Regions from separate parts of the Homo sapiens genome. Here region 2 is linked to region 1. The links are chromatin contacts, found by POLR2A ChIA-PET in ENCODE. All regions are on one chromosome and are shown on one strand. The core of a region is the stretch at or near the end of the contact, and the rest is flanking DNA. Distances in the headings are between cores, read along the strand shown.

Region 1 (7,721 bases), core at 2,066-4,565:
GCAGCCATTGTTTAGTTAGCTGGACGCAGCCCCTAGACACCCAGCTCCCCCTTCATGAAGCTGTTTCTCATTCCGGCCCGGCCTGGCCCCATTTCCAGCTCCCCTCCCCCTGGGTCCCAGAGGAGCACAGTGTGGGATGGGCAGCCAGCGGCTCTTCCCTGGCCCAGGGAAAAGGCTTCCCTCCCCCCAGCAGGAGGGGCAGAGCACGAAGCCAGTCTTTCCAAGCCCTGGAACAGTTTCCCTCCCAGCTTCCTCCCCTGAAGGGACTCCAGGCCAGGAGCCGAGAAATAGTTGCCTCTCCAGGGAACACTGGCAGTTCCCTCCTGGGGCTGGGGGGACTTGGAGGTTCGATCTCACACCCTCCTCCCCAGCCCCTGGTCTCCTCGGGGTCCAGCCCATATGCCTGGCCGCAGGCTGTGCTCTGCAGCAGGACTCTACCGCTGGTCCCAGAGTCATCGCACGACCGCTGTGGACACAGCCAAGAAGACAGGGCTGCTTGGAGCCTTGCGCAAACATCTCCGGGCTGGATTCCATGAGCTGGGGACACAGAGGTGACAACGGGGCCCTCTCTCCAGCTGCCCACATCCGAGCTCAGAGGCCCAGCCCCAGGATGGGGAGGGGCAGCTTTCTCATAGTAACAGTTCGGTAGAGTGACAGTAGCAAGCAGCTGTGTGCAGTCTGCTTTGTGCTGAGACCTCTTTCTGTATTATCTCATTCAACCCTCACCACACCCTGAAAGAGTTGATGCTGCTTTACAGTAAAGGAAACTGAGGCACAGAGAGTTGAAGTGATTTGCCCAGGGGCACACAGCCGGAATGGCTAGATCCAAGCCTCCAGCGCAGGCCTGCGGGCTCCAGATCCCCGCCCTTAACCACAGCCTCCCCACCCGCCGCTCTGCTGGGAGCCACCAATGGTTGCCAGGAAATCAGCCGCTTGGAGCTGGAAAAACCCTGGGTTTTGAGCTGGGGAAACTGAGGCCCATCAAGGTGATGGCTGCTTCTAGAGAGCTCAGTCACCTCAAACAAAGATAGCGGGCAGAGGCTGGAGAAGGGCACAGGCAAGGGGGTTTGGCCACTTTCCTGGGCCTGGCCTCCACTCCAAGGCCTCTGCCTGCGGGCCCCCCCCCATTATTTACCGATCAGAGCATAAAGTGCTACATGATTAACGCCCCACTGGGGCCTTGCCGGGACTCGTAATGGAGCTGCGAGCTTCCCTCCCCCTCCAGCGCATGATTTATCAAGTTTCAGGGTAAAGGACGGTGGACTAGGCGGGGAGGGCCCCCGCTGGCGCTGGCCCCCAGATCTTGACTGCATCGAGTATCAGCCGAGCAGGGTGGAGCAGGGCCCCTGCCACTGGATGCCTGTCTGGGCGGTCTGTTTGGTTCGGCCCTGGCTCAGACATGGCCTTTGGAAAGAAGAAAACGGCTGTACTTGGGGGGCAGTGAGGATCCAAGTCCACGTGGCTGGCACTCAGAGACTTTCTGGGCTTGTCCCCACTCGGGAACCGGCTGGTTTCCATGGCAATCCCCACATGGCTGTCAGAGCTGGAGAGGCCCTCGGGAGTTACCTGGTCCAGCCACAGTGGGGGCTCCGGGTGAGCGCCTCCGCCCCTGGATCCTGCCAGCACCTGGCAGGGCCAATACAGACCAGCAGCCACAGGGTCCCTTCCGGAACCAGATCAGCCATGTCTCTCCTTTCCCCAAAGCCCTGCTGGCTCCCCGCAGCCCACATGACAGCATCCAAGTCTTTAGCCTGCAGGCAAGGCCCAGCACACTCTCAGCTTCCCCTCGGCCTGCTACCCAAGCCACATTCCAACATCTCTGAGCCTTTGCCCCTATCGTGTGCTCTGCCTGGAATGCCTTCCCCAGCCCCATCTGTCAAGTGCTGCTCCAACCTCCCCTCCTCCAGGAAGCCCTCCCGCACTCCTCTGATGAGCTGGTTAGTGTGTGGCATCTGTCTGATGTCATGACCTCCTCCCTCACCATTCTGGGGGCTCCTGGAGAGGGTCCAATTTGTCTCTCTTGGGGGCTGTCCTGTAGCAAGCTGAGCCTCCTCCCATACTCACATACTCTAGAGAGCTCCCCACCCAGAGCTTGGACGGGCATGCGATGTTACCAAGGAGGTGCTGGCCTCTGGTATGTGTGGGTGGAGACAGCTACAGGCCCGGTAGCAGGAGTCCACACCAGGGGGTCATCCTAACCCCAGCCCGCGACCATGATGGGCGCTGGGGCTGGGCAGCTCTGCAGGCCACCCTGAAAGGCCCTCACTGCTTCTCACAGGGGCCTCGGCGGACGCAGAAGTTCCCTGGGTCTCAGTTTCCTCACCTTTAAAATGGGCCCATTCACCCCTTCCGACACCCTCTGGCTCACACCCCTTCGGTCAAAGATTTTGGAGGAATGAGGGGTCACAGGCGCTACAGCCAGAAGCCTGCTCCACCTGGAGCACCACAGTCACACACCACGGTGTGACCTCAGGCAAGATGCTTAACCCTTCTGGACCTCTGTTTCCCCTTCCATAGACTGGGGATAACAGTCATGTCATTCAGGTTCTGGGGAGATTAAAAGATATGTAAAGTGCTCTGCAAAGGGCTAACACAGAGAAAGTTCTCAAGCAACAACCACAGTAATTATGACATGATGGGGCAGTTCTGGTGTCAGAGGGAAGGCTTCCTTGCCACTCCATGGGCCAACTCCAGGGTCGGAGAACGGAGGCCCAGGTAGGGGAAGGCACCACTCTCTCCCGGGGCTCCTGCCCTCCCGCTCCTGTCCCAGTACACGCCACGCGTCTTTGTTCACGGCAGCAACCAGGACATGGAACCCAGCTGGTTTCCTTAATCTCCATGGAGACCGGGAGTCACAGGCGGGTGAATCGGACTTTGCAGAGGGCGTTTCTGCCGGGCCCGATGCGCGTGGCCCTTGCTGAATGCCGCCAGGCCACTCCAGTCTTCCCTGCGCTCAGCCCACTTTATAGATGGGAAAATGGAGGCTCCAAGAACGGATGGGACTTTCCACAGCTAGGAAGGGGCAGAGGCAGGATTTGAATCTGGGAAGTTGGCCCCAGGGTCCTGCACTCACCTAGCGATGTGCGCCTGCCTGGCTGTGGAAGGCCTCACTGTGGGCGTATCCAGGGCGCTGACAGATCCCCCACTCACCCTCCTGGGTGGACCATCATTCACACTGACCATTGAACCCACATCTCTCATTTGCACACCCAAAGGGCCATGGGCTCACTCCTTCCAGAGGCTGATGATCGCATTTTCAGACAAATGCAACTAGAAGTTCCTTGCCTCCCCTGACTTCCTCAGGAAGCTGGGTCAGCCCCCATCCCCCAGCATGTGGCCTGGCCTCTGCAGATGCCCCAGCCCGCCTGAGTCACTGCTATCACAATGGGCCCTGCCTGAATCTCTATGGCCCAGCCAGAGGGGGAACTGCAGAATTCCCCACCACGGAGAGCTCACAGCTCACCAGCCACCAGGAAGAGGACTCCTGCTTCTATCTGCGGATCCAGACCCTCACTCCCCAGCTGTGTGAGCCAGGGCAAGTCACTTCCCCTCTCTTGGCCTCAGTTTCCCCTTCTGTAAGCTGGGGATGATGATGACGCACTGTCTGCCTGACCAGGGGAGGGGCAGCCATGAGGTCAACCATGTAGGTGCTTATAAAAGGCCTGCAGAGCGCGAGCTCGGCGACGGTTTTTATTCACTCCAAGGAGCCCACAGGCCTCTTGCCTTCAAGACAGTGCTGCCCTGGACTCCTCAGCCCGGGCACTAGAGACCATTCTCTCCATCTCAGTCTCTGTGCTGGGGCTGGGACAGCACCCAACACACCCTTGCTGCACCCAGGCGTCTCACCCACCCCTGCCTGCCTTCAGGCCCTATTTGATCTCATCTCCTCCAAGGCCCTGACCCTCCCTCCTCTGAGCATCCCCTGTCCACTGAGGCCAGTTTTTTCTGGTGTCTTTTCTCCCTCTTGATACTAATACCTGTGCCTGCCATTTCCTGGGCACTGCATGTGAGGTTTTATTTTATGTATTTATTTTTTATTATGGGCAGCCCCCTAAGCCAGAGTAGGCTGAGAGAGACACCCCTGAGATTTTAATCTACCCACATCCTAGGAGGGAGGCATAAGACCTGTTTTATAATGAGAAAGAATGAGGCCCAGAGAGGGTAAATGACTGGCCCTGGGACACACAGCTTATGGACTGTATGCCCATGTACCTGGGGGTCGAGACATTCTCAGGGCTGGGAGGGATGTCTCCTGGTCCAAGCCCTATCTGTTTCTCCAGGCCAGAGGGTCATCTCAGCCAATCCTCCTAGAACCCCCTCTCCTAAATCCTGCCAAGTGTCTCTGCTTGCACCCTTCGTCACTGGGAGATCACTCCCAGCCCCCAGCCCAAACCCAAATGTAAAGCCCATCTTGGAAGCTCTCTCTCCCTCCGCCCCCACCTGGCATCTCAGCCCCTAAATTGGTGCAAAAAAATGTCTTCTTGACGACGTGCACCCACCCACTGCATGCCAGTTTAAAACTGCCTGATGGTTTTTTTTCCACCTTTACTATAAAAAGACACCTTGAAAATGCTGCACTGACATTGGCCTGTCGGTATTCCTTTTGTTTTAAAAATACAAATATTATGGTCATTCATAGGTTGGGGAGAAAGACTTGGGGAAGGAAGGTAGACTCAGTCTGCCCCACCTTGTTGGGTGATGCTGTGCCTCAGTTTCCCCCATCAGTGGCACTCAACAACTTCCCAACTGGCTTGCACTCCAAACAGGTTGTGATTTGAGGAAAGGGATCCAAGCTACATGCAATGGAGGCTAATTTCTTCACTCAGTTTCTCTCAAAATATCTTAACTGCCCCAAATACGTTGAAAACAATCAGGGACAAATTTGGGGACTTCTGAGGGCTGCGGGGACCGAGGTTCTCTGCCTCTGGCCTCACACTTCAGCAGCTTCTCCCTTTGGGTTCTCGGGAAGAAGGTGGAGGGCAGAGGGCAAGTCCTGTCAGCTGGGAACCCGGAATGTCGGGAGGCCATCCTGACCCAGGCTCTGGAGTTGTGGGCGGCTCAAGGGATTCCTGCCAGGGCCCAGGGTTCTTCGTGAGACCCTCAAGCAGGAGCGAGAGGCTGGGTTTCCAAAGGCCTGGCTGAGCTGCCCCACTTGCAGGTCATTCGGCCCTGGGGTCCTGCCCCATGTGCAGCCCCACCCAGGCCACCCAGTGCCAGTGACAGAGAAATCCAGCCAGATGGGACCAGGAGAAAAAAGGATTCTAGGCTCCTGGTTCTCCCCAGACCAAACTCATCCTCTTCCCCAGAGGTACCCCATCACATGCCCCACCCCATGGGTACCAACATCTATCCTGTTGCTGAGCCTGACTCTGGGCAGCTTTCTGCTCCTCCATCCCATCACTCCCCACCACTGGGGCTGCATCCCAGCCCCCAAATCTGTCCAGAGCCCACCTGCCACCCTCCAAGCCCTCAGCACTGCTGCAGACCAGGCCAGCCATGTCTCCAGAGAACAAGGCCGGCCCCATCTCCCCACTGCCATCTGGCACCCACCACAGAGCCTGGCACACAGTAAGTGCTCAAGATATATTTGCGACTGAGTGAAGGAATCTATTCCCGGGAGGCGGCCTCAGCCTCTCAGCCACTCTCCCTCCTCCATTGCTCCTTCTCACCAGCTACCTAGGGGCTTTCTAAAATAATAGGTAGAAGAATTGTAGTCATTGCAAACAGGCGCCAGGTACATAAATGATCTCATTTAATACCCCCAACAGCCCTAAGAGGCAGGTATTCACGAGCATTCCCCTTCTGCAGCGGGGAGACTCAGGTGCCTGCTGAGACCACTCCACTTCTCTGGCTAAAACCCTTCATGGCTCCCAGGACCCCAGGATAAAGTCCAGACTCCCAAGGACGGTCTCCCCAGGCCTCCCTGGCCCTTGTGTCATGTGCTTCCCACTCTACTCGCCTGGCCACGCAGACCCCCTCGAGCCTGCTCACAGCCTTCGCACAGGCTGCTCCCTTTGCCTGGATGCCTTTCCTCTTCTCCGGCCTCACCTGGCTTCCTCCTGCTCCTCCGCCCCCTCCGCTGGGCTCCCTCCACCCTCATTCTCCCTTTGCGGCACGCATTGCCCTGTGTATAAGGGCCTGGTCACACATCCGTCCTCGGCTCACCTGCCCAGCCCACAAGAGTAGAAACAAAGTGAGTTGCCATTGGCTCCCCAGGGCACAGCATGGGACTGGGCTCACAATAGGGACTTAGTAAATGTCTATGGAGGTGTCATCTGGGGCTAGAAGTAGGAGATGGTGGGGTGTTTACAGCTGCAGAACAAGCCAGATTAGGCAACTGCTCTCCAGGACCAAGCAGAGACCTGTGCTAATAATGTCCCTTAGAGTAATAACAAGAAGAACTGCCATCTGCTTGGTGCTTACTGTGTACTGGGTACACTGAGCTGCATTTATCGATTCATCTAGTCCTTAAAACAATGCTTTGGGATAAGGATTGCTTTTACTGTCCCCACTTCACAGATGAAGAAACTGAGGCCCAGAGAGGTTAAGTTCCTTGGCCAAGGTCACACAGCTGGGAAGTGACAAAGTGGGACTTGAACCCAAGCAGCCTGATGCAAAGTCTAGGTTCTGAATCTGTCGCTGCATAGCTGGCAACAGCCTGGAGCAAGAATAATGATCCCTCCCCCACCCCTGCCCATGCTAGAGGCCCAGACCGGGGACCTTGAGCACCTCTGGGAGATACTGCCAAGTGGCACTGGCCTGTGCCCACAGCGGGCACGGCGAAGAGGAGAAGGGTGTGGAAAACACAGGGAGGGTGACCAAGGAAGGCCGCAGCCGGAATCTGTGGCCTTGGGGTGGGGAAGAGGCCCTTCGCCACTCTGTCCTGGGGCTGTGTCCCTGGAGAGGCCCTGTCCCCTTAGGTAGAGAAGCTCCAGCCCCCCTCAGCTGGGTGAGTCACTGCACCGAGGGAGCGGACCGTGGGAACCAGAATGGTTCTTGCCAGAGGGGGAGGGAACCCTGGGCTGGCCTAAGGAATCCCACAGATCAGCTTACACCAAAGGGCCGAGACACAGGGCCTGAAACTACTGGAGGAAGGCCCTCAGTCCACAGGACACTTCTCTCCATTCAGCGACTCCCCACTGAGACCCCCAGTGCCAAACACAGTTGCCTGCGAGATGAAGCTCTGGGGTGGAGATGGTGGATGAACCAACCATGGCACAGGGCAAGCAGCCCCACCACCCTTTGGACTGTCTGCCCTGCTCACCCACCGTGACCTTTACTTTCAGGGTGGCCGGCCAGATGGTGGGCAGTCGTGGGAGACCGACCTCGACCTTGGGAGAAGGAATCTGCATTTTCTCAAAGCCCCAGTGTTGGGCCCGCCCACAGAGGAATGGTTAATCTCATGAAATTCTTGTCACAGCCATGGAGAAGGGACAGGGTGGGGCCCCAAGGAAGGCTTGGGTCACCACAAGAAGGCTGAGTTCTGCATTTTGCTGATGGAGATGCAGCTTCCTAAGGGAATGGCAGGCAGTGGAGCTGAAGTGGGCTCGCCAGACTCAGATGGGTGGAGGGTGTGGGAAAGGCCCCAGTGTCATTCTGGGGCCTCATTCCTCAGGGTGAACTATGGGGATCAACAGACCCAGCTCCCAAAGCCAGTGTGAGGAGCAATCCCTTGCCATGAACTTCCTTTCAGGGAACCACACCAAGTCCCCTCCCGCACC
Region 2 (7,721 bases), core at 3,494-5,993, 77 kb after region 1:
CATAGTGAGACCCCCTCTCTACACATTTTTTTTTTAAATTACACAGTTATGGTGGCACACACCCATAGTTCCAGCTAGTAGGGAAGCTGAGGTGGGAGGATCACTTGAGCCCAGTAGTTCCAGGCTGCAGTGAGCTATGACTGCACCACTGCACTCCAGTCTGAGTGACAGAGCGAGACCCTGTCTCTAAAAATAAAAAAACAAACCTGCTCTCTGTTAAGCAGTAACAGAGTAATGAGTAATGAGTAATAAAATAACCTTCTTAGGGTAATAAAAATCCCCAGTATAAGTGCCAAATTACAATCCTTTTCTTGGTTCCCATCTTAATCTGTACCAGGTAACAATTTGCTAGAAAGAACTATATACAAGATCACCTTCTTCCTCATATTTTCATGACAATAATGCACCAAGTTTGAAATATTTATGAAACGCCAATAATTAACCTAGGGATAACATCTTCTTTTTTTCATCTGGGATGTATTACCTCAGTTTGCCATCTGAGCAGGAGCTATGCTGATCTCTGAGCCATAAAACACATTTAGTTCATTATTGAATTCAATATATTACCATTGATGTGAATAAAAACACTACCTTCTTTCTAGATGAACAAATGAGAAATACTGTGCATTTAAATAAAATCAAAAGAGAATTTAATACTGAAATTAATGACAAAATAACGTTATGCACCACTAGTGAATAAAAGAGAATATCTGGAATAGTTACTAGCACAATAACTGTTTTGTGTCACTTCCTCCTTCTGCCCAATTCATCTTTTGGTGCATGCTAACAAGCAGTGGAATGGACAGACGCAGCACAAGGGAGGAGCAGCCAGAGTTCCAGATAAGCAAGGTGCCAAGAGTTGCAACAAGAGCTCCTGGAAATCCACTTTATTCAGTGCCCAATGTCTTCTAGGTTGCACAGGGTTCCAATTGTTGCATTTTCTTTCTGAATGAGATTTCAGATCCTTGACCTTGATGAGTATTTATGTTTAATAATTAAGCTCAAAATATACCACAATATAAAGGAAAGCAAATATAAGAATGTCACTAGATCCAAGACTCTAAGCTTCTGCATGCTCTAGTTATCTCTCTCTTAGGTTCTCTGATATTAATATGAATATTTACATGCAATCTGTAGACTAAAGAAGTGTAGCTATGGCCAGGCACAGTGGCTCACACCTGTAATCTCAGCACTTTGGGAGGCCAAGGCGGGAGGATCGCTTGAGCCCAGGAGTTTGGGAACAGCCTGGGCAACATGGGGAAACCCCATCTCTACAGAAAAATTAAAAATTAGCTGGGCATGGTGGCACATGCCTGGAGTCCCAGCTGCTCAGGAGGCTGAGGTGGGAGGATAGCTTGAACCTGGGAAGCAGAGGTTGCAGTGAGCCATGATTGTATTTGATTATATCTCTAAAATGAAAAAAAAAAAAAATCTCTACACTAAACTTTCAACATACAGTCATATGCTGCATAATGACATTTCGGTCAATGATGGACTGCATATACAACAGTGGTTCCATAAGACTATAATACCAGATTTTTACTGTACCTTTTCTGTTTAGCTATGTTTAGATATGCAAACACTACTGTGGTACACTGCCTACAGTATTCAGTACAGTAACCTGCTGTACAGGTTTGTAGCCTAGAAACAATAGGCTATACCACATAGCCCAGGCGTTATACCATCTAGGTTTGTGTAAGCACACTCAGCGATGTTTGCACTTTGACAAAACTCCCTAAATGCATTCCTCAGAATGTATCCCCATATTTACAAGTGATCACATTTTAGATGTGATTTTATTTCCTTATGTAGTAACTGAAGAAATAAACTAGGCTGTCTTTAATCTGACTTCCGTCCTACTTGGGCTGTTTGGAGCCATAGTGTGTCCTGGCTCCTACTCAGAATCATCAACATGCCTGCAAGAGTATAGCTGATAGAACCCAACGTCTTCAGCCTCTAAAAAAACTAACCCATAGCTTCAGCAGTAAGGTAGTTTAACACCTGAAACCATGAATCACTGGACTACTGGAACTCCTCCCAATTCTAGCAGAAACAATTTTTTTAAAGGAGGGAGAAAATGGGAAATAAGGGGAGGGGAAGAGAGGAGAATGATGGAGTGAAAGAAAGGGAAGGAGAGAGGAAAAAACCAGAGGAGAGGAAGAAGAAGAGTGGGGTGCAGAGGGAGAGTAAAGGAGGAAAGAAAGAGAAAGTTACATTGGACTACAGAATCACAGGACAGGGGAGGAAAACAGTCGTGATATACTCTGAGTTAGGAACAAAGTCCTTAAAGGGGAATTCCATGCTCTAGGCATTAATACTTAGCACTTAGCTATGAGTTTTGAAGGCACCAACTGAAAAGTGGTTCCCTTTTTCAACAGCCTTTGCTGGCATATTAGGCTGTTCATATACAACAACATAAAATTAGATTTCTCTTCTTTTTTTTTTGAGACAGAGTTTTGCTTTTGTTGCCCAGGCTGAAGTGCAAAGGCGCGACGTCAGCTCACTGCAACCTCTGCCTCCTGGCTTCAAGCGATTCTCCTGCCTCTTCCTGAGTAGCTGGGATTACAGGCGCACGCCACCACACCCAGCTATTTTTTTTGCATTTTTAGTAGAGACGGGGTTTCACCATGTTGCCCAGGCTGGTCTTGAATTCCTGACCCCCAGTGATCTGCCCGCCTCCCAAAGTGCTGGGATTATAGGCGTGAGCCACTGTGCCCGGCCATAAAATTAGGTTTCTAACTCACTCCAGATAGACAATTAAATCCCAAATGTAAAAGGCAAAATTTAAAAACCTTTCAAAGGCAGCACTGCAAAATAAGGAAGGCTTTTCTTAAATATACAAGGAAAGGCACAAATCCAACAAACAAGATTGAGTCTGGCTCCATATAGTACAGTAGTGAAGCATGGATTCTGGCATAAATGGCTTGGGTTCAAATCTGGCTTTGCTACTAGCAAGTTATTTAGACAAGTTACTTAACCTCCGCATCCATTTCATCAACTGTACTAATGCTCACTTTAGAAGACAATTATGAGGATGAAATGGGTCAACAAATATAAAAGGGCTTAGAACAATACCTGGCACTGAGTAAGTTGTTAGCACTGTTTTTGTACCATGAAAGTGGTTCTTTTAAAAAATTTAAATGTTAAGAGTTCCTAGAATATATTCCCGTCCAAGATCTTTCCACATTTCAGGCATGAACAAGAGATACGTAAAGAGTGAACCAAAGGAATAATGTAATTCAACATTACAATAAAAGTAATATAGTCACCTATGCTAGATATAGTTGGCCTCGTGGCTATACACTTGGCTAGCTAACCTTCCAATCTTAAAAACAACATTACAGGCTAGGCGCAGTGGCTCACGCCTGTAATCTCAGCACTTTGAGAGGCCGAGGCAGGCGGATCACGAGGTCAGGAGATCGAGACCATCCTGGCTAACACGGTGAAACCCCATCTCTACTAAAAATACAAAAAATTAGCTGGGCGTGGTGGCGGGTGCCTGTAGTCCCAGCTACTCAGGAGGCTGAGGCAGGAGAATGGCGTGAACCTGGGAGGCACAGCTTGCAGTGAGCCGAGATCGCGCCACTGCACTCCAGCCTGGGCGACAGAGCGAGACTCTGTCTCAAAAAAAAAAAAAAAAAAAAAAAAATTACAGATGTTGTTATCACTAATTTACAAATGACTTGATTGCCTCCCACCACCAGTTATTACAAGGCAGGATGAGGAAAGCAGCAGCAGTCCCAGCTACTCAACAGGGTGTCTTTTTCTGACCATATCCTGAGGGGCTTTTGTACTCTCCTGTCAGAGTCCAGAGCATCAGTGCAGCAAATACTGCCCATTCACAGCTGATATTAGAATTTGTAATTAATTTGTATAGAAAAAGGTAAAAATCAGTCAGTTAAATATATTTTGACTGTTTATTATATGCAAGGCAATGCGCTAAAAAGCTAGGGATATGGTCAGAAGCCACAATTCTGATCTGTTGCTGTAACAGACTATGCTGCTTTGTCTGCATTGTATCTCTTAATATTAAGAGATAGTTTGTCAGACTTAAATTTATCTATTAACTGATCTGAATTAATTGACAGAAAACAACCCAAGAGAAAATCTAAACAGCAACACCTCAACATAATCAGGGCAGAGTGGTGCCATTTAGAGCGCAGCATTTAACTTAGCTTTGTTACTTAGCTCTGTCTACTTTCTCTAAGTAGATGAAAGTGTCAGAACACAATAGCACCCAGCTTTGAGAATAATCACGTGTAAAGGCAATGTGGTGGAAAGGGCAAGAATAAGAAGACCTAGGTTCAAACCTAGCTTTATCACCTTACTAGCTGTGTGGTTTTGGGTCACCTACTTGTTCTCTTTCAACCTTAGTTTTCTCATCTATACAACAGGGTTATCATTTTCTAATGAGATTTTTTGAAAAAATGTTAAAGATGTATTAAGTCAGATGATGCCTGCCAAACATGGTAAACTAATTAGTTACCTTCTTCCATCACTTAACCTGGCCTGTACGTTCATTAATCAAAATCCAAATACCTATTTGTAACTAGAAAAAATTAATAAATTGACCAGGTGTGGTGGCTCATGCCTCTAATCCCAGCACTTTGGGAGGCCGAGATGGGCAGATCACTTGCGCTCAGGAGTTCAAGACTAGCCTGGGCAACATGCCGAAACCCTGTCTCTAAAAAAAAAAAAAAAATTTGGCCGGGTATGGTGGCACACGTCTGTAGTCCCAGCTACTCAGGAGGCTGAGGTGGGGGGATTGCTTGAGCCTGGAAGGTCAAGGCTTCAGTGAGCTGAGATTGTGTCACTGCATTCCAGCCTGGGTGACAGGGTCCCCCAAAAAAGAATAGTGACTCAGGCTATAATATTCAAGAATCATTCTCACAAGACTTTAGAATGAAGTATATTATATACAATTAGTCTGAAGTCTGTTAATGTGGGAAAATGTTAAAAATTTTCTATTTTCTGAGCATGTGCTAACCAGGAAAAGGAGACGGTAACAAAAAAGGTGCTTTTATTACTGAGAATTAAAAAATACATATAATATTCATGTGCAGACAAGCCAATGTGACTATAGAACTGCTCAATAAGTTCTCCTTTACAAGTTAATTCCTGCTACAAATACTTCAATGATACAGTGTCATTAAAACAGAATATTTCTCAGCCTTAGCTTAATTCTATTTATTTCAAGCAATTGTGATAAGATGAAATTCTAAAGTAATGAAGGGATCCAAAATGCTCAATAGGGTCTATGATAATCTGGCTCTCCCTGAGCTGGTTGTCATGGCTTGTTAGGAAGCTTGTGAAGAGTAGAGGGTCCAAGGAAGAGCTGTTCGAATGATATACCCCTAATCCCACGTTAGGACTAATTACTCTTCTTACTCTTAAAAATCATTTATTTGCTGATGAATTCTAAATGTACACCACTAGCTCACACTTCCCTTAATACTAGACTCAGATATCCAACTACCTACTTAGTATCTCTACTTGCATGTCCAACAGTCGGTTCATTTTTTATTTGTTTTTGAGACAGAGTCTCGCTCTGTCGCCCAGGCTGGGGTGCAGTAGCATGATCTTGGCTCACTGCAACCTCTGCCTCCTGGGTTCAAGCGATTCTCATGCCTCAGCCTCCCAAATTACATGGGATTATAGGTGTATGCCACCACACCTGGCTAATTTTTAGTGGAGGCGGGGTTTTGCCATGTTGGCCAGGCTGGTCTCGAACTCCTGGCCTCAAGTGATCCACCCTCCTTGGACTCCCAAAGTGCTGGGATTACAGGCATGAGCCACCACGCCTGGCCAATTCTTTTTTTTTTCTCATATACCTTATATCCATATCCACTTAATAACAACATTAATAATCATAGTTGCTAATACATATAGTATACTTGCTATGTGCTAAGCACTGTTCTAAACCCTTGGCATGTACATTGTTTAATTCTTTTTTTTTTTTTTTTTTTGAGATGGCGTCTCACTCTGTTGCCCAGGCTGGAGTGCAGTGGCATAATCTCGGCTCACTGCAACCTCCACCCTCTGAGTTCAAGCAATTCTTCTGCCTCAGCCTCCCGAGTAGCTGGGATTACAGGCGTGTGCCACCATGCCCGGCTAATTTTTTGTATTTTTAGTAGAGACGGAGTTTCACCATCTTGGCCAGGCTGGTCTTAAACTCCCGACCTCATGATCCACCCGCCTCAGCCTCCCAAAGTGCTGGGATTACAGGTGTGAGCCACCGTGCCCGGCCTCATTGTTTAATTCTTTATAGTAACACTATGGAATGGGTATTATTATTTATCCTAATTTTATGGCTAAGAAAACCAAAGCATAGGGAATTTAAGTTGTTCAAGATCACAAATTAAAGAAGTACCAGACTCAATGTCTGAACCCAGATAGTCTAGCTACAGAGTATGTGTTATTAACCACTATGTATACACCATATTGTCCTAGCAATGCAACAGTCTCCTATAACTGCAATAATATTTTTATAATTATCTGCAGAGCAGCCAGAGTAGTTCTTTTAAAACATAAGTCAGATTACGACACTCTTTTTATACCTGTAACTTTCCAGTGGCTCTCTAGGTCAGTCAGGGTAAAAGCCAAAGTTCTTACAATGGCCATGATCTACACCTGCACCACTACATCCCATAAACTCCGTGACTTCATCTCTTACTAGTCATCCCTTTACTCCACTGGCATCAGCTACAGTGGCCTCCCCTGTTGTTCCTGGAACATGAGAGACAGGCACCCATGTCAGGGCTTTTCACGCAGTGAGTGTTCCTTCTTTCTGGAGTGCTCTTCCCTCAGACACCTGCACGGCTTGCTCCGTCACCTCCTTTAAGTCTTTGCTTCAATGTCACCTTAGCAGCGAGGACTTCTCTGACTGCCTTATTTATTTATTTATTTATTTATTGATGGAGTCGTGCTCTGTCATCCAGGCTGGAGTGCAGTGGCACAATCTCGGCTCACTGCAACCTCCGCCTCCAGGGTTTAAGTGATTCTTCTGCCTCAGCCTTCCGAGTAGCTGGGACTACAGGTGCGCACCACCACGCCTGGCTAATTTTTCTATTTTTAGTAGAGATGGGGTTTCCCCATATTGGCCAGGATGGTCTTGAACTCCTGACCTCGTGATCCGCCCACCTTGGCCTCCCAAAGTGCTGGGATTACAGGTATGAGCCATCACGCCTGGCCTGCCTTATTTAAAATTGCAAATTTTGGTTCCATTATGAACTTCCTATTTTCTTTCTTGACTTCATTTTTCTACATAGAACTCTTTACCTTTTGACATGTATTTTTATATTTCATAAAAAACTAGAATATAAGGCCCATGAAGGTAGATATTTTTGTGTTTTGTCCACTTTTGTTTCTCTAACAACTAAAATTGTGCATGGCACTTAGCAGCTGCTCAAATATTTGTTGAATGAATACAATTTCCTATTCTCTTATTTATTCAGAGTATTTTTTGGGTGTGCTATGTTCCACTCTTTCATTAGAATCTGAAGTGTTTCCATTTATTGTATCACCAAGAAATCTTAACAAGCTTATTTATAACTTCTTCATCTGTGTTATAACAGGATCTTATTGCATCAGAGATTGACTTTTAAAAGCTTCCCAAAGTACCTTATCTTCATACATTAAAATCAGACATTTTATAATTTTTTAAAAAGCTTAGAGTTCATTTATACTCTTGCATGAATTGCCCTAAAATACTTTAGTATTCT

What was found. ChIA-PET counts read pairs that join two places held with the same protein, here RNA polymerase II (POLR2A).
Region 2: POLR2A ChIA-PET joins it to region 1 with 14 read pairs in activated CD4-positive, alpha-beta T cell. The contact joins two enhancer-like sites. POLR2A ChIA-PET finds 5 or more read pairs at or near these places in 3 of 52 experiments (GM12878, HepG2 and activated CD4-positive, alpha-beta T cell).

Annotation. Positions count from the first base shown.
Region 1 is chr3:129,596,367-129,604,087 of GRCh38, forward strand. The region is part of intron 1 of PLXND1 (plexin D1); the gene reads right to left. Among named protein-coding and RNA genes, the nearest start is that of PLXND1, 6.4 kb to the right of the region's middle. RefSeq lists enhancers at 1-583, 6,569-7,561 and a silencer at 6,840-7,134. Within about 2 kb of position 3,316, at least 18 of the 41 ENCODE cell types and tissues checked have a DNase peak (open chromatin) inside an H3K27ac peak, as active enhancers do.
Region 2 is chr3:129,672,413-129,680,133 of GRCh38, forward strand. All of the region lies in intron 4 of TMCC1 (transmembrane and coiled-coil domain family 1), which reads right to left. Among named protein-coding and RNA genes, the nearest start is that of PLXND1, 70 kb to the left of the region's middle. Within about 2 kb of position 4,744, at least 2 of the 41 ENCODE cell types and tissues checked have a DNase peak (open chromatin) inside an H3K27ac peak, as active enhancers do.